Linked DNA regions of Homo sapiens: region 2 is linked to region 1. A link is a loop called in an ENCODE intact Hi-C map of the cell type or tissue named here. Cell type or tissue: thyroid gland. All regions are shown on one strand. Each heading gives the region's core, and the rest is flanking DNA. Links, peaks and the distances in the headings are about the cores only.

Evidence for each region. A loop is a pair of places that touch in the nucleus more often than their neighbours do. Peaks named below come from ENCODE experiments on the same cell type or tissue, not always from the same donor. Only the 100,000 strongest peaks of a DNase experiment are listed, where the experiment ranks them.
Region 2: it touches region 1 in a loop (2.1-fold over the local background); 44 of 110 quality-filtered maps call a loop at or near these places.

Annotation. Positions count from the first base shown.
Region 1 is chr2:36,361,443-36,373,321 of GRCh38, reverse strand. The region is part of intron 1 of CRIM1 (cysteine rich transmembrane BMP regulator 1); the gene reads right to left. LOC124907753 (a long non-coding RNA gene) reads right to left here and starts at 3,104. Exons shown (of 2, transcript XR_007086281.1): 1 at 1-3,104. RefSeq lists an enhancer at 4,495-5,148 and a silencer at 5,042-5,336. In thyroid gland, for the core only: no CTCF peak of the experiment used is centred there; DNase peaks (open chromatin) are centred at 2,021 and 5,004; H3K27ac peaks cover 4,453 bases.
Region 2 is chr2:36,406,392-36,418,270 of GRCh38, reverse strand. All of the region lies in intron 2 of CRIM1 (cysteine rich transmembrane BMP regulator 1), which reads right to left. It overlaps LOC124905989 (a long non-coding RNA gene), which reads left to right. Exons shown (of 2, transcript XR_007086282.1): 2 at 1-1,924. Among named protein-coding and RNA genes, the nearest start is that of CRIM1, 57 kb to the right of the region's middle. In thyroid gland, for the core only: no CTCF peak of the experiment used is centred there; DNase peaks (open chromatin) are centred at 4,784 and 6,078; H3K27ac peaks cover 6,187 bases.

The DNA.
Region 1 (11,879 bases), core at 1,110-9,109:
TACTTTGGCTTACAGGCTGATGGGCACTCCCTCCTTCAAGAGTGTTTCCCAATCCTCTGCCTCCATTCATTTACTCTACTAATGTCTGAGGAAAAGTGTGCTATTCCATCAGCAAGAACAGTTCTGGGTCCTTTACCCACACCCTCGATTTAACTGTGGGATCATGAGTTTTGAGAAACACACACACTTCTCATTTTGGCAGCATTTGCCATCAGCTCAAATACTCCTTCTGCTGATAAAGTCTTAGAGAAGGCAACACTGAAAAGAAAACATACCTGCCTAGGAAGTCTGGGAACAGATTTTTAAGCTTTTTTTATATGAAGCCATATAAAAGTTTTAAAAATATTTTTAACGAGTTATAGGAAAATCATCAGTGGACCCTCAAAAAATAACCTTGCTTAAATCTTCACTGTTCATTGCCACTGTTCATTATGGACAACCAGAGCTCTACAGCTATAACTTTACTTAGCCATCAGTTCCAGCTTCTCTCCTTCCCTTTCCTAAAACTTTTGTAACTGGTGATGACCAATAAAAGGATCTGAAGTGGGCTACTGGGAAAGCCACCAACCATACACTAACATTATCAACAATTTCCATCAGGTATGAGATGAGCATCGTAAACTTGGGAAAGCTGAAGGGCCATGCCGCAGCAGAAAATTAAACCTGCCCTAAGAAAATGGGCACATTGACTAAAGTGATAAAATGGCACAGGTACCTGAACTTATATCCAGGAGAATTCTGCATGTGTCTTTGACTCTATATACTTTATCTTGGCCAAAACTCTCTATCTTTAGCAGCTGAAAAGCTTAGCACCAAATGTATCAAGGTTTTAATTTGCTATGTATCCTTAAGTTTCTAATGTCTTATTCCATCTTAATTTGTAAACCTCCTTAAAACCTTTAGAAAAACAAACAAAGAACTTATAACTAGTGCTACAGAAAAAACAATTCCACACTGAATGTGGAATTACTAAATAACAAGTTGGGGCTCCAGCCACTAATCATCAAAAATTCCTGTCTCTGAAGTCATAGGGTTTGGAGTAAATCCAAACGGAATTTTGCTTTCCTAAATGCCTTAAAGTGCATTCCTATGGAATTCCTGCTCGAACCATTGTGAGGCATTTTAATTATTCCCAGTCACACACTTCCACCCTCAGGTTGTTGGCTTAGGATTTCCTTCCCCAAAGAAGCTGTACAGTTAAAAATTCCTTAGGATATCTGGAGATCACCTGAAGCAGTAAACAGGTTGCACCACACTGCACTTGGCACTCACATATTGAACATTCAGTACATGTTTCTTAAACTAAACACCCTCCTGATTAATCAACATAAATGTTTGTTAAGACACAATCCTGGATTAGCTGAGAATTCAGAAGTCTATTTTGCTATCACCAAGTCATGATGATATGGTCATCTGAAGTGTGTTGATAATTTATAACCGATTTATCAGTTATTGTTTACAAGCAGCTGATCACCACAGTATCTCAACCGTTTAGTATATCAGATCCCTGGCAGTCAAGAGAAGGTTACAAGCAACCACCCACGAGGAAAATTCCTATAAGCTGATAAGGGGTTAGTGAATGAAAGATGACACCTTTATGACAAACTGACAAGAAGAAAAGTCCACACAAATAAAAATTATCTTTAAATATTTGCCAAAAAAATACAGCTGAAACTAATTCATCATGGAAACATTACAAAAAATTCTAAGACTGATCGGCATGAGCAAAGTTAACCAGTTTGAGCTTCCTCCTGCAATGCTATGGCTTCTCACTGGGATTCTCTTAACGGGGAGTGCCATTCGTTTCAGTTTCCACAATGCAGACCAAATGGTTCGATGAAAAAGTTTTTGTATAATATCTTGGATGACCTTGAGTCTAGATTTAGTCAACAAATGCTCATTGAGTTCTTCCTGTGTGCCAAGCGCTAGAATAACACACAATCCTGGCACTCAAATAGATCACAATGAGGCAGAGAGACAGAAATGTGAACTCTAACACAGTATGAAAAGTGCTATAACAGGGGAAGGAGAAAGTGCTATTTATGGTCACTGGGGGATGGGGGATGGGGGATGGCATTACTTTTTCCTGGGCAGGGCAGGAAGGCTTCACAAAGGAAAGAGCATAAACTGGCAGGGCTTGAGGGATGCCAACACATATTAAAGGACGTGAAGACAACTATGGGGGCGTCTGAAACCTGACACCACACCCATTTTCCAGTTGCTGGCCTTAGTTGCTGGCCAAGTCTTTGGTTGCACTAGATATTAAGAAGAATGTGTTGACCACATCTCCTAATTTTCTGAGCTCTCAAAGGGTCTTTGTCCAAGATACACTGGAAATAAAGTTGGAAAACCTAAAACTTCAGGAGCAAGATGGTCAGGTCTTTAATTTAGGGGTCTAATTTTCCCTTACCTGTGGGCTTTTAGTAATAACATGCAGACTGCTAAGGTCCTATGGGAAGTTAAATGCTTATTATACTAAGATTAGAAGTAGAGGGGGAATAACTATGCATATGAAATATGTCCCCTCTAAAGAAAAAAAGTTCACTGTTCCTTCTTAACTAGTGGTCATCCTTTATCCCTTCTCTCTCTTTTTAGCTCCTAATACCATCTACTTTTCCATTCTCTCAAGAAATATTATCACTCAAGCATTTCTGACTCAAGGGCATTCACTTACATATTCACACACAATTTTAAAAATATAATAACCTGGATTATTTTCAGTGCCAAACATAGCTGTAATTATGTATTTCTTTTGGACATGCTTTATGTTATTAAAGCATGTAAATACTTTATCTCCCTCAAGTTTTCCAGCCCTCAGTTGGCAGAAAGTCTTTTCTTTTTCCTTTCTCTTTCCAAAGCAACTAATACAATTTCCTGAATAGACAGTCAATAAACTTGGTTGCTGAGGGCTCACCTTTTCCCAGGGCAGTGTTTGAAAATAATTTCATCTACTGCCAACAAAAAACACCTCTGGCTTCTTTCATTTTACTTATTTACCTACAGAGGTCTTCCATTTCTCACTGTAAATTTCTGCTGCTTCTTTCTGCTGTCACATTTAAAGTTTCTGCGTAAGGTCAAAAACTGTTTAATGATGGCATACTATTTAAAAAAAAAAAAAAAAAGCTTTTGTCCCAATCACTAAGAAATAAGTCAGCAATATTCAGAAGCTCTACTTGCCCACTTATAGATATCCCAATTAACAGGCAGTTTAAAACCCAAAGCATCTTAATTAGAACTGTTTTTTCAAATGCAGTAAGTAAAACAATGTGCGACCTTTTATTAAGAAGTCATTTTCAGTTTGCTGATCTACAGAGTAGATACTACAGTCAACTTGCTTCAAGCTGGGGCGTTGTTTCCAGCACATCCATAATACAATGCACGGTATTCTTTGTCTGTGTTGTGCCCTCAGCAACTGAAAAAATACACATGCACGTGCACACCCTACATCCAATGGCACAAAGTTAACTACACATTCAAAGAAGGAATTAGCTTCCTGTCTCTCAAAGAGTATTCCCACTCAGGGGCCCAGTGGCTGATGCTACAGAAATAGTTCACTACCCTGAGTACATCTTTTTAGGCCAGCAAATCTACCACAATCTTGTACAGATCCTTGTTGTATAAACTTTTATCACTTTCCTCACATTTATCATCTTCTCGAATGTTCCTATATGGCAACATTTCTGACCTATATTACATATAACATTTCATATGTTCCTATATGGCAAAAAGTTCTGTAGAAATGTTTGCAGGTCAAAAGCTCCCCCTGCAAACATTTTTACAGAACTTTTTGTCGTTAATGCAGACACTGTTATTGGAAGGGATCCTCACAGAGGAATTGACTCTTGCACCACCTTCTGTCAATGGCTGGGTTGCCCAGTAGCTGGAAAGCTGTGTGCACTCATCCTTGCTGGAAAGAACATGGAGGCAAATGTTAAGACTGCTGGAAAGCATCTTTCCAATGGCTTTCAGGACACTTGAGATCCAGCAGGCACTGGGCTGTGGTAGGGATTCACCAGAGGAGGAGGGCCAAACCACAGCACACAGATGTGGGCAAGTGGGGTCTCTAACTCACCTTCTAACATAGACCCTTCACTACAGCAAACACACATGCACTCATGGGCTGCTTTGTAGAGAAATGCTGGGCCCTTGGCATGCAGATTCTCATTACTGCCGCAGAGGTTTAAAAGTTCTTAAGCTAATATGCACCAACCAACCTGGAAGAAAAGCAAATAAAGACCTATTTATACACCAGAAAAGAGTAAAGGAGACCCTAGATTGGGCAAAAGCTCAGGTTAGTAAATTAACACCACCCCATCCCAGAAATCTAGCCTGGAAGAGAGACGGTAAGATCTGGAACAGGATTTAACTTTTGATATTATCTTTTTAAAATGGAAAGAAAGAGCAAGCCATAGTACAACATAAAATGTTTATCCAGTTATTAGTAAACTTTTAACAATTTCACAGATTGGAGTGAAAAAAAATTTTCTGGAGCAAAAAGCAAAAAGTATTACAGAAAACTAAAAATTATCTAAGTTTACATACCTAGGAAATGGTGGCTTAGGTAACTGCGCTGAAAGTGAGAATCATGGAAGAGAGCTATGTAATAATTAGCCACTGAGTTTTCTCATATGACATACTCCCAAATGGAATATTTCACATTCAGCAGACTTATTAATGAATAAATGCCCAATGGGAATTAACTAGTACCTCATTCTGGAAGGCTGCTCTTGGCAAAAAATGTAATAACCACAAGGCAAACAAGCTGATTGCTAATATACACTGGAAGCCGTGCTGGGCATCATTTTCTTTCGAATAATGCCTATTACTTTAAGTTTTAGAGCCGCAGGTTCATACTACCTAACCTTGCTCAACGTCCTGCCGCTGGACAACATGCAAAGGAAGGGTGAAGTTTCTGGACAACTTTCCAAGCTTCGCAGTTGGCTTGTACTTGAAACATATTTAGTGAATATTTGCTGTCTCACATACAAGCAAAGAGCTTCCTGGTCAGTGGCTCAGCTGTACACAGAGGTGAGGGAGCTTGCGCAGTGTGCAGCATGTCCCTCTGCAGGAATCATCCTTTCATCCTCCCAACGTGAGGCACCAACATGCCACGTTTGGCCAGCGACCCCACACCCCCTTTCATGCACTATTACTGCTATGTTTCTTTAAATTCAGTCTGCTCCTTAAGGAAACTCCCTGGCAAGTGAAAACAGCAGCAAAGGTAAAAGAATGTGGAGAATTTGGCTGCTGCCTGCAGTATTAGGAAGAAGAGCAATTACTCAACTCTCTCCTAGTGTCAGAGGCAGAAATGAGCATGTGAATTTGGGCAAGTTTTGGCCTGTCTTCGCTCTAGCTTCTCCCTTTGCAGTCTCTGTCACCTACCTACCTCATAGTCTTAATAATTAATGAAGTACATAAGAAAATGGAGAAAGGGAAGGCAGCAAACACATAAGAGAGGTTTGAGTTCTACCCTGAATCCAGACTCAGCCACGGTGAATATGATTTAAAAGACTTCAGGCATTTAAAAGCTGTCACTAACTTCCCAATACTACGCTTTACTGTCTCCACTGCCGCTTGATAAACATAACCATGGAGGAACTCTTGATCTTTTCCTCTAAGCCCTTCTGTCTACAGCACCTGGCAGTCATGTAGACACTATCACTTTTTCCTTCCCTGGCTCTGCAAACACAAGGTAATATTCGACTCCTGTCTATCACTTCTAGGTCATAAAAGCATAGATCTTATGACCAGTAGAACCTTAAGATATCATCTGATTCAGTTCCCCTGTCTTGAGGTAGGTAACTATTTAATTCCCTTTTGACAAATTAAGGCAAAGTCATGCCAAGGGAAGTTGAAGGGTTTTATTTAAGTCACTGGGCTATTAAGAGATGAAGGGGGATTCAAAAGCCATGGCTGTTTTTTTCTCCTTTATCATGTTATCACATACAAGAATTCTGTAATATTCACCTTTCTGGGCAGCCTCAAACCCTTTCTGAAACAAGCTAGGATATACACAAATACAGTCACAGTCTTGATTAAAACACAGAAATTTATTTGGTCTTTCATTTTGATGTGATAGGTAGTGGTAATAAGTTTTCTTAAAATCTGCCTGAAATATAGGAACTCAGTGGTTCTGAAAAGCACACAGTATACCCATTCTGTCTCCAACTGTTTAAAAATCCTTCTACTTTGACTTCCACAGACAAAACTGTCTAAAATCCATCCCTTTTCCTCACTCAGACTGTAAAAGCCCATACTTTTCAAAAAAAGCAAAGCTCCCAAATATGGGAAGTGAGAAAAGGTTTTCGAGATCTGCATTTGATAACATGATGGAATATTCTGTCTCTACAGACTTATAAACACACACACAGAAAGGTCCAAGCCTATGCATCCCACACTCCTCACACCATAAGGCCTGAAGTGGTCCAACTACTTCATAAAGTCTAGTTCAGGTCAAACATCCTCAAGGTAGCTTTGCCTTATTTTGGCAGGTCTTTCGCAGTCTTAAAAAGAAGTATCACAATTCTCCAACAAAAGATGCCTTTTGTTTAATCACAGCTGTGAAACGTTTTGCTGTGGCCTTTGGATAAGAAGCTAAATAAGTTACCTCTTGTAGACTGGGACTCTGCAGTCTCAGGTTTCATTCTGCCCTGCCAGAAATTCCTTTCTGTTTTGAATCTGAGATGTTTGTTTATGGTTTTTGTTTTGAAATGCTAAATAAGACAGGCATAGTTTCCAGTTACAGCCTATGGACCACCATCTACTCCCTCTCCTTTTTTTTTTAATCTTTCCATAGGCAAGGTAGCTGGTTGCTAAAATTTCCAAATAGCAAACTGTTCAAATTCTCTTCTCAGGAACTTGAAATACAAAATGGTAACACCCTACAATATAATTAACACTTATTTTTTTTTCTTAAATATTCAGAAGACAAATGTTCTCAGGATAGTCTGAATTAGGGTGTTATTTTGACATCTTTCTGATTTTGTTTGTAGGTTACATGTCCGAATACCAGCACTCTTGATAGAAGTGCTACAAATGAGAGGTACTAAAGTAGTTTCTGGAAGAAAATCCAATTTCTACTATGCGATAATACGGTTTGATCATCAGGAAGGAAAAAAAAAGTTGTAAACCACTGATTCCAAGGATTTTTCTCTTCATCAAGTTCTTTCTCCTTGTTCTACAATAGCCAATTTAAAGCATCTGCCTTATGAATTATCAGCCAATATTTACTGGATAAAAATGATACTTATTTTCAGGTACAAAGGAAAGAGTCACAGTTAAGCAAATGTAGTTCTGGGCTGGGCGCGGTGGCTCACGCCTGTAATCCCAGCACTTTGGGAGGCCAAGGTGGGCAGATCACGAGGTCGAGAGACCATCCTGGCCAACATGGTGAAACGTGGTCTCCACTAAAAATACACAAAGTAGTTGGGCGTGGTGGCACATGCCTGTAATCCCAGCTACTCAGGAGGCTGAGGCAGGAGAATCGCTTGAACCAGGGAGTCAGAGGTTGCAGTGAGCTGAGATCATGCCACTGCACTTCAGCCTGGCAACAGAGTGAGACTCTGTCTCAAAAAAAAAAAAAAAACACAAACATAGTTCATAGTTCTGTTCTCCTAAAATGGGACCATACCCACACTAAGAACTAAACAGCTAGTAACATTAGATATTTTGATTCTAGGTGTTCTTCCTACCCCGCACTATATCACAAAGACTCCCTAGAGACAGTGCAAACCCATGGCCAACCTCGACTATTAGTCCACATCAAAGATGGCTAGAATGACTGGGAGAGAGAAAAGCAACACAGATGGCCTCTGGCCCTCACACCCTCTCCTGCTCATTCCCAAGCCCGCAGTGGTCTCTGAATCGGCTAGGCTTGCCGCTGCTTCCTTCTGTAACCTCAGTGAGATATATCAACCTGGCCTGGCTATATCCTTGGGGTCTCCAACGTCTCCAGTGATGTCCAGAAATCCTCAAAAAGTTCTAACAATAAAAGGAAATTTAATTCACTGTCATAAAACCATATGCCATTAATATTAAAAGGCCATTTTTAAATAAATATTAATTTGAAATAGCTCTTTGGATGTAGGGGCTCAAACCACAAAATCAAGCAAGTGTTCACATTCTGCTGAAATGCCAAAGGCGCTGGGAACTGTAGTTGCACTGGATCAAACCAACGCATGTTTCCTTGGTGCATAGACCCTGTATTCCCAGCCCCCTGTTCTCGGTACTTCACGGTTCTTTTCTCTTTGACAAACATCTGACATTTGAATTCCCCCTCGAAACTCCCACCCCTTTGAAGAGATTTAGTTAAGTTTGGAGGAAATGTGTGCCCACAAGGTAAATTTTTAAACTTACAGAGAAAGCTAACAAAGAGGAAAATGGGAAAGGATAGAAAATAGAATGGAAATTAAAATTAATATTATTTTAAAAAATCTATTTGGTACCAGAAACTAGCATATACACATACATACTATACACACACACACACAATCTTATATATACATCTATGTAATCATATATATAAATCTCTAATCCTCACTACAATATTTACTTAATAGAAAGCTATTAATATTCCAGTTTCACAGATGAGGGAACTGAAGCTCAGAGAAACTAAACAAGCTGATCTCACGATTAAAAAAATAACAGATTTAAGATTTCAATGCAGGTTTGTCTAGCCCCAAGCCCTATTTTCTTTTTCCTAAAACATCCTGCACAAGAAGTGCAGGAAAAAAGGAGGGAGGAGAGGAGACCCTCAGGTCTTTCTTGTTGCTGCATCCTCCACTAAACTTTTCCTGGTGGTCAGATTTGGGTTAGACTCCCTCTTACTTGCTCCTGACATGCTTGGCATTTCCGTTATCTCATGGCTTACTGAACTGATTGTAATGAATTGTCTGCTTTTCCAGTTTACCATCAGATCATGGCCTGTGTGAAAACAAGGACCATATCTTATTTATTTTGGCTGAAAAATAATGACTATAATAGCAGGTAACATTTATCAGGTCTTTTAATATGCATACTCTGTGATACATGCTGTATACATAGGTACTAGCTTTGTGCTACTTAAAAGTGTGGTCCTGGCACCTGTGACACTGGCATCAGCCAGAAATTTGTTAGAAATGTAGAATCACAGGCATCACCCCAGACTAACTTAATCAGACTTGCAATTTTAAATACCTAGGTGATTTGTGTGCACACTAAAATTTCAGAAGCACAGTTTTATCTCACTTAACCCCCACAGCGAACCTAGGAGGTACCGACGACTAACAGAAAAACTGGCTTACACAAGTGATGTCACTACTGTAAAGCACAGAGACAAGACCCATAGGCGATGCTCATGAATATTTTCAGGCAGAAGAATGGCAGAAGAACAGGTAGAGCTAGAAAAAGAACAAGAGGAATGGATAATCCTCTGACTTCTGGTTTTGCCTAGTTTATACCAACTGCAGCAGCAGGTTGGAACCATAGCCCCCATGGCGTCGAGCTGTTTCTTTGCTCAAGCCAGGCCAAATCCTGCAGTGGTCATCAGTGTGCACACTCAGGAGCTAGGAGCAAAATTTCCTCCCAGAAGATAATGTGAAGCAAAGTGCACACTGCTGATTATAGCACATCTAGGTTCCCGCCTCCTCCCCAAATTAAGTATTTTTAATTATTTGTTCACAGATAAATGGTTACATTTATAATTCCTACAAATCAATGCAAAATAATATCAGACCTAAAACATTACTCAAAATATACAAACTTTGTAGAAATCATTTAGACAAGGTATAAAAAGATAGTCATGGGGGGGGGGGGCGGCGACGACTGCTGAATTCAGTAACAATTTGCTCCCTTTCTAAGAGCCCAACCTCCTTAACTGCTTACCATCAATGACTGAGGTAGATGGGGATTAAGAGAACAAGAGACTGAGCCCAAGTAAAATTGTTTCACTTATACTGGTTAGTAGCCTTGTTAGTAAGCATGTTCCATGTGCCAGTCATTCTTTTAACTGCTCATTAGGGATGCACTGAGTCCTTATAGCAACCCTATCATTAACCTGACTACACAGATGAGAAAACTGAGACACACAGAAGCAGAGTGCAGATTTGACCCCAGAAACCAAGTTCTTTTTTTTTTTTTTTTTTTGAGACAGGGTCTTGCTTTGTCGCCCAGGCTGGAGTGCAGTGGTGCGATTTCAGCTCACTGCAGCCTCTGCTTCCTGGGTTCAAGCAATTCTCCCACCTCAGCCTCCCTAGTAGCTGGGATTACAGGGGCCTGCCACCAAGCCTGGCTAATTTTTTTGTATTCTTAGTAGAGACAAGGTTTCACCATGTTGGCCAGACTAGTCTTGAACTCCTGACCTCAGGCGATCCATCTGCCTCAGCCCCACAAAGTGCTGGGATTACAGGCATGAGACACCACGGCCGGCCCCAAGTTCTTGAACATTACACTTTTCCACCAACATGTAGGTATTTTCATGTGGGGAATTAACTGGGACTGGAGGAGGGAGGTAAGGAATTGATACCTGTTCACTTTGCAACTAACAAAGGAAAATAGGTTCTTTAAAAACATTTACTTTTTTCATGTGGGCCCAAGATAAAACACGTAAGAGTTTAGTGTTTACCTTGAGGGTATTCTTACATAGAGGTATATTCAACCATTCCTCTGTCTTGACTTAGGAAGTCTTGACTAAACAGAGGTTTTCAAAGATGTGACCAGGCTACTGCCCAGGGCAAGCAGCAGGGTGGGTGAAGCTGAGAGGTGCTGATAAAGGGACACCTCCCAGTTTACTGCCCACGCTTATCCGCCTAGTGAAACAAGCTAGAACAAAGAGAAAATCACTCTCAAAAGGAAACTTGCCGTTTTGAAGCACAGCTACTAAAGCATTAAGAATGCAGCTTCATTCTTAGATGTTGAGAAACACTGAGACCAATTGCACAGGCTCTAAGGAGAATGGGTAGGATCACCTCCCCTGCCAAAAGAAAGGGCTACTACTCACACTTTTAAACCTAGTTCAAATTCAAATTCCCCTTTCTGCTTTGCCACCAGAGCCTCAAGAGATCACTTCAGATGCTTTAATTCCTACAACTAATTTTATCCATATATTTCACTAGCCAATTAATCATACACAGACTTGCAAAATCACTTCTACTTGGCTTGAATTTATATTATTATGTAGACTTTTTGCAAGTCTACATAATAGACTTTTTGCAGTCTTGCTGTCTTTATTTCTTATCTTGATTAAGTGTACAGAGCAAAGAATATGTTGGAGAGGTCCCCGGGCTCCCTAGTTTCCCCCTCACCCCAGCAGAAGGCCTTGTACAGCATAGAAGACCAATGAATGAATGACTGATTTCCATGCAAAGGCAAGTCAGATCTTTGAAAATGCAGCTTTGCAGAATTAGACCTCTGAGAAGGAAAGCTTTCAATGTGTTATTCATGCATGCTTGGCTAGTCTACTGTTTCTCCCTCAAATAATTAAATGAGCTTTACTGGGGTGTCTCCAAAATCCTGATACCAAACGTGCCATACGGAACACAGTGTTACAGGAACCCGCTTCACTAAATGTATTTCCCTTCCACTCATTTTACCACCTCCTACCCTCTTGTATTTACAGGCTAAAGCAACACTATCATCTCTGCTTGCACCATAGCCTGGGAGATGTTAAGCACACCCACATTTTTCAGGAATTTCACAATTAATGTCTGGAATGTGTTTTGGATTATTCTTCAAAGGATGATATACTTGTGCTAAGATGAATTCAATATTTTCCCTTCTCCCATTCGTCATTCTTTAGTCCACCCCCTCATTACCTCCTTAGGGTCATCTGTTTCATCTACAATATATCCCCCAACTTCATAATGCCCATCCCCTGCCTCACCCAGCTGTTCACTCATTCATCC
Region 2 (11,879 bases), core at 1,397-9,396, 45 kb before region 1:
CAAAGAAGAGTCTGTCGTGTTACCTGGGGCCTTGCACTCCTGCACTGTGCCTTGAATTTCTCCCTCTCTGCTGGCTCTATTTATAAACATGCTACATTTCTAAAATTCAGGAAGTAAACACTCCTCCTTGAGCTCTTACTTTACCTTCAGGCTACAATTCTAACCTGCACCTGTTCCCTTAGTCCCAACTTCTTGAAAGCATAGTCAGTGCTCATTTAGGTGCAATGTGCCTGCCACCCAGTGCTGCACAGAAGATCGGCATGCACAATTCTCCTCCACCCACCACCACCATCACCTCCTTGGTCTAGGAAGCCCTCCTGCCTTTCTTCTCCATTTACTGAAATCCTGTTCATCCTTCAATGTTCACAGAAAATGCCACAATTTCTGATTTTCCTAGTCAGAATATAACTCCTTTCTCAGTAATCCTGTGCATTTTTCTCGTACCTGTAAATTATGAAAGTACTTATTTCATTCTACTTTCTATTCTAGTGAGTGGTGTTCATGCCTGTCTCCCCAAGAAAACTGGAAGCCTCTTGAGTTCGGGCCGTACCTTATTTATCACTCAAATGCTCACTGCATTTAAACCTTCTTTGGTTAGAGTTTAACTGACACCAATTTATTCTGGATCTTCATATTATTGTTTTTAAGATCTCAGAGATGCAGTGGAGATAGGTCTTTAGCTTTGAAGATCCTACAAGGATCCCAAACTCCAAACACTCAGATAACAGACCCCTGAAATGAAATAGATTGAGTCTAGAATAAGGAAGAAAGGTAAGAGAAAGGTAACAGAAATTGAACGTATACAATCTGCTATGACAGTATTTCATATTTCAGGCCCCAAATACTGCCATGAACCACCTTAGCTTTGTTAAATTGGTAAACAGGTGAGTAAAAAATTGAAATATGTTAATATTGCTGGAAACAGGCCAATAAACAAAGCTATTTCAGTGTAAAGGGGAAAATGCAATAGCTGAGAGGAAAGAAAGGCAAACAGAAAACAGAAGAGGTATGGTGGGCGAGACAGTAGGGGAAGAGAGAAGAGGGGTGAAGAAAAGGATGTCAGAAAAAGTTACAAAGCATTTAATCACCACAGACACAGGAGCTAAGTGGTCTGGACAAAAAGACAAAAGAATAAGGGAAGGACTGCAACATCTGCACCATGCAGAATGACAGCCTTCTGAAGAGGACAGAGTCCAATGGGAGTGGCGGGATTCTGGGTGGACGGTGCCACGTCTGTTACCTGCTGAAACATCTAAACTGACCTGGATGCTCTTCCCACCCCTCTGCTTCCCCGTCCAACACCTCCAACATGCTGAGGAGCAGAATCAGAAACAGAGCCCTGGCAATGGCTTCAGCTGCACAGCTGGTCATGCTCTGAAGCCAGGACAGACTGGGCTCAGGAAAGAGGCTGTTCGACTACAGAACAGATTCTCCCATTAATCAGGAAAGCTCATGGGAGGAAGAATTGGAGCCAGTCAGCTACTGGTCTGGATATGGCTAATAATTTCTGTCTTTGGTTTCTGGAGGAACTGTGCCAGGGTTTCTTCCAACTGCACACAGCAAATATGACTTTCCTTCTGTATCTGAAAAACTGGCAGCAAAAACACTGAAAAGAAATGGGACTATGGCCAAAAGGATAAGCTTAAATGAAATTAGGCGTAAACTAAAATCAAATGACAGGTCAAAAAATACTAAACCTGTGATGTCTCTTCCTTTCAGAAGACAAACGCAGTGTTGTAGTAGGAGTTACATCTTGTTTTCTAAATTCTGAATGTGTTTTATACTTACAGATACTTTCTGATAATCTGTTCACAGCACCTTTATTGATTGTTTTCAATCAAGGAACCGGTCATTCTAGTCTTAACTTCACATGCTACCTCTCTCCTCACAAGCTTGCAATGGCAATAAAGTTCCCATTCTTTTAGCATATCATGAAAGTTATCTTTTATAATTTAGGTTCCTCAATGGCAATAAAGTCCCATTTTTTAGCATATCATGAAAGTTATCTTTTATAATTTAGTTCCATAGTTCCAATCCATTATTATTATTATTATTATTATTTTGAGACAAAATCCCACCCTATCACCCAGACTGGAGTGCAGTGGCACGATCTCTGCTCACTGTAACCTCCACCTCCCAGGTTCAAGTGATTCTCCTGCCTCAGCCTCCTGAGTAGCTGGGATTACAGGCACACCCTACCATGCCAAGCTAATTTTTATATTTTTAGTAGAGACAGGGTTTCACCATGTTGCCCTGGCTGGTCTTGAACTCCTGACCTTAAGTGATCCGCGTGCCTTGGCCCCCCAAAGTGCTGGGATTACAGGCGTGAGCCACTGTGCCCAGCCCCAATCCATTATTTTTTTAAATCATCAGACACTCATTAACTATCCCCTAGATGCCAGGCACCGTCCCTGCTTTCAGAGGATATTGGCAGGCACACAGGAAAATAAAATGTGGTATGATAAGCACACAGACATAGACTAAGTATAATAAGGTCCTACCACATAAGTCCTCAGTTAGGGGATGGAGGAAGAATGATTTAAATGGTATGGGCTTCTCCACATGCTCTGGAGTGTGCATGAGATATGACACTCACAATCTTTCATTTCCCCCAGCTAGCCTTGGTTCCACCGGGATTCTAGTGTGACGATAATCATGCCTGAAATAGTAGATGCATGTAGTGAAAAACTTACAGAAAGAATCTATGAACAATTTTAAAGGGAAGCCAAACAAATTGGGATATGGGTTGTGTTGACATCCCTGGGGAAGAAACAAAAGCCTTCTCCAAAGGTCAGAGAAACAGCCTACAGAAGAGACAGAGGATTAGATAAAACAGCACAAGACAAAGCTGAAGAGCTGTAACCAAGAGCTACCAAGGTGGAATTTTCACAATTTTACTGATGTGTTCCAGGTAGTGAAACACTCTAATGACTTGATTTCCAAATAGCATCACCACACGAAGAAAAGGACTCAGAATCACTTCTGCCTCCAGTATACTCTCAGTTTCTCAAGCAGGTAATTTTGACTCCCCTTAGTTTTTGCCCAGTCTTACCCATCTTAGGAAATGGTACCAACTGCTCAAGCCAGAACCCTGGGGTCACTCTGAAGTCTACCCCCAACCTCACCCCCAAATCCAACCTAATTGAGCCCTTTTAACTGTATTTCCAAATGGAACAGAGAATCTATCCAACTCCTCTGCTAGCACCCTGGTCCAGCCACATAGCAGTCTCCTGGCTGGGCTCTTCTTCAGTGGCCTAAATAATGTTTCTGATTCTACTCTAGCTTCCCGCTACAATCCATTTTCCACATGGCAGCCACAGTTGATCTTAAAAAGGGCATCCTCTCATCTCCATCTGAAGCTTCAAACTCTTTCATGGATTCCTATTATACTTAGAATAAAATCCAAACTCCTTACCATGTTGTCTGTGTAACTGAGCCCTTCCCTGCCTCTCCAGCTTCCTCTTCTGCCACTCTCCCCAACACTCACTCAATACACTACAGCCACATCACAACTTTAAGTCCCTCGGGACACAAAACTCTTTCTCCCATACTGGGGTCACTGAACATGGGCAAGTTCACTCTGTCTAGAATGTTCTTCCACGAGCTCTTTGCACAGCCAGCTCCTTCTTACCTTTCAGTCCAACTTAAAACATCAGCTCTTCAGAGGAGAGACTTTCTCAAGCTATCCTATCTCAGTCTCAGTACCCTGTACGTCAACAGCAATCACATAATTTTATTTTTGCCACTTAAGACTGAAAGCTCGGGGGGGGACTAGAACCTTATCTGTCTTGTTTGCCCTGAATCTAGCACAGTGTCTGAACAGAGCAGGCGCTCAATAAATATTTGTTGAATGAATGAATGAATAACAGATTAAGGAAAACTAAGTAGGCATTTGCTAAGGGCTGATAACTACCCTATCCAATGTAACTCTACAGAATAAACATATAAACTTCAGACAAAACAAGCTTTTGTGTGTCATTTAACTTTTAGGCTGCTTTTGAGAGCTGCATTTAATTTTAAGGCTATAAGGATTTGTATATAACAGCACTGCTTCCTAATATTTCCATGTCAGAACCAGACAAATGGCCCACAATCACCGGTAAGATGAGAGCAGAGATGCCAAAGCATGAAGGCCTTCAGCAGTGAGAAAGGCATATGGTACCCAACTGAATTCCCATTAAAAAAGGTGCATTAGGGTGTGCTGCTATTATTCAGTCTCAGGAGAAGCTCATACACAGAAACCTATTGGATGTAAAGCAGGGAAAACACAAATATATGAAGATGTCTCCAGCATACTGTTATGATGTATATTTTTTAATTAATGGAAAATCGGATCTCACCGTTTCATTCTGCAAAGCTTAAAAGTGACCTTTTGCTAATGATAAATGACAATATGGTTGACATATGAATAGGGCTGAAATAGAGCACCCCCATCCAAATACATACACTTTACAAGTGTATGTAATGAAACTAGGTTCTCTTTTCAGCTGTAGAAGAAACATCTTTAGCCAGCTGAAAATTCAGATGAAAATCCAAAAACTGCAAAGATGAAAGAATTGGAACACGGTGACTAAGCCAATGAGCTCAAAATAAGAGATCGCTGACTGCATTTTTAGTACATATCCATTGATACGCACGTGTGTAGGTATCTAATTTTATACGCAATTTGTATTTGTGTGGGATTCTGTTTGTCTGCTTGTTGGTTCTGGGCTCTCTCTGAAACAACAAGCCATTCAATTAGGCTCTGCCGTGGAGCACAGAGAAGAAACATATTGCTTTTGGCCTCACAACCGTCCTTTCCCGCTTGTGTGAAAAGCCTGTGTTGACTGTACTGTGAAAAAAATTAAAGGACAGAAAAGCCCTACTGTTGTAACTATGCCAAAAAAGTATAAAGAAACAAACCCAGATGCTAGAATTTGAGGCATTTCCTCTGCTATGAGACTATGTCCTTTAACTGAAGGTCAAAGGAACATTAAAGGGCTTACATATTTCAAAGTGGTAAGTGGATGTTTTTTGTGGCCCTCTCACTTTATGCATGCAGGTGACATACATTTCACTGACATTTAACAAGCAGAATTTATTCAGCAGCATTCAAGGAAAATCCTGGTATCGCTTTCAAACATGATTTATTTATATTTCTAGCGCTTTATATTAATACAGATTGGTTCATTTTCCTGACAGCCTGAGTCCCTCCCAAATGCCAGTAAGTGAATAAAGTCATTCGTAAGCCCATTTCACATTTACTACCTACCTCAATGTGTCTAGGTGTTGTAATTTTATAACCTTTTTCCTGGGGATATTCATTTATTTTTGATGCTGCAGATAATAGTAACTAATGTGAGATATACTCATTTTACTTCTCTTCTTAGGAAGTACTTCACATAAGATTTAAAAGATCTGAAATGTCTTCTCTGGTAATAGAAAACAACAGTACCTCAGCTCATGGGAAATATAACAAAATCAATCATGTTACATTATGTTAAGCAAACATATATCAAATGGGCCACCATTTGTATACCAAATTTAAGATATCAAAGATATATAAATTTAAGATGTATAAAATTTTGTATATCAAATTTAACATATAGCAAATGGGCCACTATTTAAAATTCATTTGTTTTAAATATGTCTTAAAAACTTTGATATGAGTCATATGGCAAAAATCTTGATACAAAGGTTAGTATGACTGAGGAATACACAAATAATACAAATCCATGAAGCATCAAAGTCAGTATATGATTTAAAAATCCCTCTGAACTGAACAGTGACAGAACTGTCAGATGTGGCAAATATTTCAATAAAGAGAGCAGTAAAATACAGCCAAGAATTCCCACTGCCAATCTCTCGATGGCCAAATATGGAGGCTTCTCCAAAACACAATTTCACTTGGGCTGGGCAAGAATGGGTTAAACGCAGAAATCTGGTGACTTCCATTCTATGTCGATCTTTACCTTTGTCCTCGGTATTCCGTGCGCCCCCCACCCCCTGCGCCCCCATTTGTAGAAAACTGAAACTGCAAGTTAACAGCTACTCCCCTTTTGCTTACTGGAGTTCTTGGTTATTTACTGAGAATGTTTCAAATAATTCTGTTGGGCGTCATCACAGTTACTAGTGGACATACCATCTAATCATGACCCGTAGCAGCTCTGGTCTACCTAAAGGGAGTCAAGCTTTCTGACTTGTTGCTTTAGAAATGTCAACAAAAGGAAGACAGTTTTCGACTTTATCTCTCATATTTCCTTTGAATTCAATAGGGTCAGCTTCACTAGTGTGCGGGAAGCAGATAGACAACACAATTTAATTGCAAAGTTGGGTGTGGTTGTTATAGTGATAAGGGAAATGAAAATGGAAGCAGTTTGAATAATATTTATTTCAGGAGTCATAGCTTATCCTCTATAAGCTATTTACAAAGTGCATAATATTACATCGATTCTTAGAAACGAACCACTGGAATGTATCTCACGGGTTAAGAGTCTATAACTAATGTGCACCATTAAGGAAGACCAAAATTCTCAGGAAACACTTAACCAGAGAATGTAACACTATTATCGGCACTGTCACATTTAATAGCACACAGGTAACTGTACACACACACACACACACACACAAAGAATAAGATAAAAATAATCACATGGTTGCACTTATTTCCACATATTACCTATGATATCATCATGGATGTATATGTGCTTATATACATGTAGCTATATAAATTCATACATGCACATGGGACATATTTGTATACAATGTTCTTCCGGCACATAAAGTACAAAAAATACAAGTGACATGCATAATTTTTTTCAGAAAATGCATTATTTCCTATGCATATGAACACAGACTATTTATTATAAATCCATACAGAATACACTCTCCTGACTAAAGAGGTTTAGTTCTTGATATATCAAAAGGACCCCCAAGGGCAACATTATAATAAGACCTGTACCTAGACAGACATGAAGCCAGGCTGAGAGGCATGAAAGAATATATACACAACATTTTTGGGAGTTCCATGCTGCAATGAAGTGTTAACACCACATAATAATTGTATTTGAAAAATTCCAGATGAAACAGAAATAAGTTAGGTCTCAATCAGAAGGCAATCTGAAGGTCCTATTGTAATTAGCAATCAAAATGCCAAAGGGCACCAAGAACATGTAAGTGGAATAGTATTTTCTTTTTAGTACCACAGAGATAAATGTCACTTTAGATGTTATATGCAAGATATTTATTTAGGCAGTTTAGAACCCTGACTAGTACCCAGATCTGCGTCAGACACGACTGAGAATATGAGAATTTGTTTCATGCCTTAAAAAAGTCAGCAAGCAAGGTCCTCTGAGGTCAGAGCAGGACCACCATGGAACAAGTCCCAAGTTCCCTCCTCAATGTGGCTTCAAGGATACTTGCAGACGCCACGTTAATGCACCCTGCCATGAACTCAAACACTGAAACAAGTGTCTTTTCATGTACACTGTTGCAAAACCACAACTCTGATATTTATAAAAGGTCTGTGAGGCAGATTGGACTTTTTTTTTTTCCAAAGCAGCAGGAAGAGTAAATAACAATATTTAATAGAATATAGATACATAAACAAGATCAGAATGTGTTTTAGGAATCTTTAAAGTGTCCTTCTGTTAGAGGATAACCAGTGTTTTCACCTATCTTTGTATTTTCAGGACTTTTCCTCTTAATAACAGAACATGGGCACACATTTTAAAGAGAAAAAAAAAATCCACTTTCTAAACTGGGTGAAAAGACAAAAAAAGAAAACCCTGACAAGGACAAGATACAATAGTAGCTCATTTTACTTATATAAACAGCTTTCCTCTATGTCTGTAAAACTTGGATTTTATCTGCAGACAAATAAATGGATATATTAAGAAAAAGACACAGCAATTTTTTAACATTATTAAATTCCTGTATTGTTCTTTTGTTATTGGAACAGGAAAAGAAAGGCTACTGATAAGGATAAAGCACTTCATTTGCTTTTCGGGAAATTGAAAAAAAAATCCCAGTGACAGAGAAAAGAATAATGAAGTGTAGGAAAACTAGGAAGTTGTCAACCAGAAACAAAAAAAACACATCCTCGATTTAGAGGGACATTCCAGTTCCTTAAAAACTCACACAGACATTAATTCATGTTAATTCCTTCCCTTTTCCAACTTTACAGGCACCACTTACTGCTGTCACCTCCTCCTGATGCAGAAAACACTTAGCAAGAGAAACCACGAATCAAAAGCAGGAAGGCACACTGTAAGAGTATATCCCTACCTTTGCATGTATCATCAACCAATGGGAATCCATTATTCTTATCTTAGAGCGTATGCACCATTAAAAGAATGGTCTCATAGCTTTTGAAACAAATTATTCAAATGCCCCAGAACAGTATGCTTAGTGAAGGTCAATATGAACTAGGGAATGAGTCAAATTTTATTATTAGAATGCTTCTTTAAAAAAACTCAAATATTTAATTTTAGTGCTCCTAAATACCTTTCTTAAGTTACACATTTCACAAAGAACAAAGAAGTGCCAATTCTAGAAGTAAACATATGTGTCTATAAATCACAAAGTAGCTTTTAAACTGATTAAAGTTAGCTTTGATTCTTGTTTATCAATGTCTTCTAGAATGTCTACCGGGCATAACACTATTCAGACTGGGTATGGCTGCTCTACCCTCATTATAACTCCTTGTGTCTATGATCTCTCCCACTAGACTTCTTAGGGCGAGGTCCTTTCCATATTCATCTCAAATGCCCCTATGCAATGGGCCAGCCCCAGGACAATCCTCCCCAAGTGAGCAGGGCTCAGTCAGGAAGGGGTATCATTGACTGCAGAAATCCTTGCTCCTTCTTTCTGGATTGAATTCAATATGAATTTCACAATTAAGATTAAAATGTGGGGATGCTGGCAGAGGTAACACTCTAGGGTACAACCAATCAAAAAGGGTAAATTTAAATTTAAAATTTTTCCTAGATTATAGTTACTGGTGGAAACGAGAGAAAGATGATGCTGGGCTTCTGAGGTGGAAAAAAACTAAAAGAATAGGGAGGGCATAGTGGGAAAAAGACAAATTTGGCAATCTTTACAATTTTCATGTAAGGTTAGCTCTATTAACCTTCAACAAGAACTGGAGGAAAGTAGGGCTTTGCTTAGTGGTATATTTTTACGTATGATGGTATGCATTCAGCCCTGCTTCCTCCCATTAGCAAATTATTTTCTTTTTTAATTAAAACTCTCTTTATTTAAAAGAGCTTTTTTTTTTTCCCCTCTGAGGATCTCTTAATCAAGATACTAGTAAATATATAATACTGGCAAGACAGGAGAGTAGAAAAAACACAGTGTCTAATAGAGATTCCTTACCTATAGTGATAAAATTATAAGAACATTTGAAATGATCACTTTTTTGACTGTCTGTGAGTTTATGCTAAAGTGGTTATGCTCCCAGACTCTTTCTTGAACTTCCCTTGCACAGACTTTTTTTTTTTCTTCTCATAAGCAGGATATAAACTGTCCAGCTTGGTTGAGTTGTCCAAAATCCCAGATCATGGTCTTGGAATACTAATTACACTAACTAACGAGGTTTTAATTGCCTGACAGCTCCTGCTTATGCAAACCCTCTGGTTGATGGAGACAAGCCTGGGGCTGCAGCTCCGCTCTGCAGGAGGCGGAGAACCCCTGTGGACACAGAAGGGACAGCTCCAGCTCCCCTTAGAGGGAAGGGAGCTCTGCCATGGGGAGTGGTCTCCACTCACAGCATCCTTTGCCAGCAGCTCAGAAGGCCTCCCGGGCTGGGATTCCAGATCCTTTCTCATGTCAGGAAAAACCTTTGTGGGGGCCAGGGCTTAGCCGGACACAGCTGGGCAAAGCAGCAACTCAGCAGCTCTGTGTTACAGAGCACACGCCGAGCCCTGGGAAAAACTGAGAGGTCACCTACAGCCAAGTCAGAAACCACAAACACGCGCAGGAGTGCTCAGGGCTACCCCAGCAGTGAACATGTCACCCTGCTAAGGTCAGTCATTAGACCAACATTTTTTAGGCATCCTGGGTTGGTGAAGTTTTAGGCACGGCCCTCAAGAACACCATTTATCTGGCTCAACCTGTCAGGTTGTTTTTGTCCTTGCAATATTAACAATAAGTCTCTTTTAAAAACACATAGTAAGTACATTCTATTTAATCCTGAAATAAAGCCCAGATGTAGCAAAACCTGCTCACCTACAACTTCTGGTGCTCCTTTAACCAACCTGGGATTAGGTATGGAAAGAGGACAGAAAAGTGCTTGAACTAGGCACATCTTTGGACAGAAGAGATGGCTTCAAAGCTCAGAGTTAAGAGTTAAAGCAAAGAAGAAGGTGAAAAAAAATCCATGAATGAATGGTATAGAACATTATTATGCTGTTTACAGATGACTGTATAGAAAGTATCACTCTAAATGTCAACTGGAAAATTTGTTTTTTATACCAATCCTTTTTGTAACCTAATGTGTAGGAATAAAGAGGCTCCTTTACACTCACACTCCTGTTGGTAACTGGACATAAGATATTTAATCGTGACTTCCTTTTTTTTTTTTTTTTTTGACGGGCACAAGAAATCACAACAACCAGAAGGTCGCTGTATGACTTCCAACAGTTAAAATGCAGGTATAATTATTCAACCAACAACTGCTCCTCTCCAACTGGTCTCAGGCCAAGTTCCCTGAGTTTCCTGTTTTTATTTCCCAGATAATTTGAAACTGGTTTCTGCCTTTTGGTAACCCTTTTATTTTCCTGGTACCAGTTATCAAGACATCAGAACAACGATTTAAAACATGTTTCTAAGGACAATTCTCCCCAAAATTTGTATCTGTAACAAAAAATTTTTAAATATTAACTGTCAACGTAAATAAAAGTACACTACTTACAAAAATATGTAACTTTGTCTACACTTTCTTTCCCAATGACATCGCTAGAATTTAAAATGAAACACATGTACTTGTATTTTAAAGTCACTTTACATATCTGTGTTTACAGATATACATATACATACACACGAATATGTATATGTGTGTGTGCTTCTGTATATATGCTCCAAAAAAGAAAAGACAAAGAATATTGTCAATTTGTGATTGTCTTTACAAACAGAGTGGGATAAAATTTAAAGTTGCATAATGGTCTTACTGCCTTATAAACAAGTACCTTTGATGGCACTTGGGAAGCTAAAGGAAAAATCAGCTGGGACCTTGATGATAATGAGATCCCTGACCCACGCAGAAGGTGAGGTTAAACGTGTTTTCCTTTGGTCAAGGGAAGGGAATTCCAGATCCTCTGCTCATGTCAGGAAAAACCTTCGAGGGGGCCAGGACTTAGTGTTTCTAAACTTGATAAGCAGTGTTAACTGGATTCCTCTAAAATAAACTTTTTAAACAAATTATATGAGCTAAAGCAACACATTCACAAGCATAATACCACTTTCAGATGTAACTAGCCTAAGAAAACTAGAATCTATGATGAGTAAGTTTGATGAAGCAGCTGTGTAACTTAAAATTTAGGAATCTGTACACATGAAAGTCCTGAAGCAAAGAGGGCATGGCCCTTGCAATACAGAATGCTTGGTTTCAGGACGAGTAAGAGAATCAGTTTGAGAGGTTATCTTTTTTTGTTTTTTTTTGGGGGGGGGGGAGGGGTCAAATATTAGCAGAGTTAAACTAGTAAGACTTATCAAGTTTAAAACACTAAGTCCTGGCCCCCACAAAGGTTTTTCCTGACATGAGCAAAGGATCTGGAATTCCCTTCCCTTGACCAAAGGAAAACACATTTAACCTCACCTTCCGGGTGGGTCAGGGACCTCGTTATCATCAAGGTCCCAGCTGATTTTTCCTTTAGCTTCCCAAGTGCCATCAAAGGTCATAT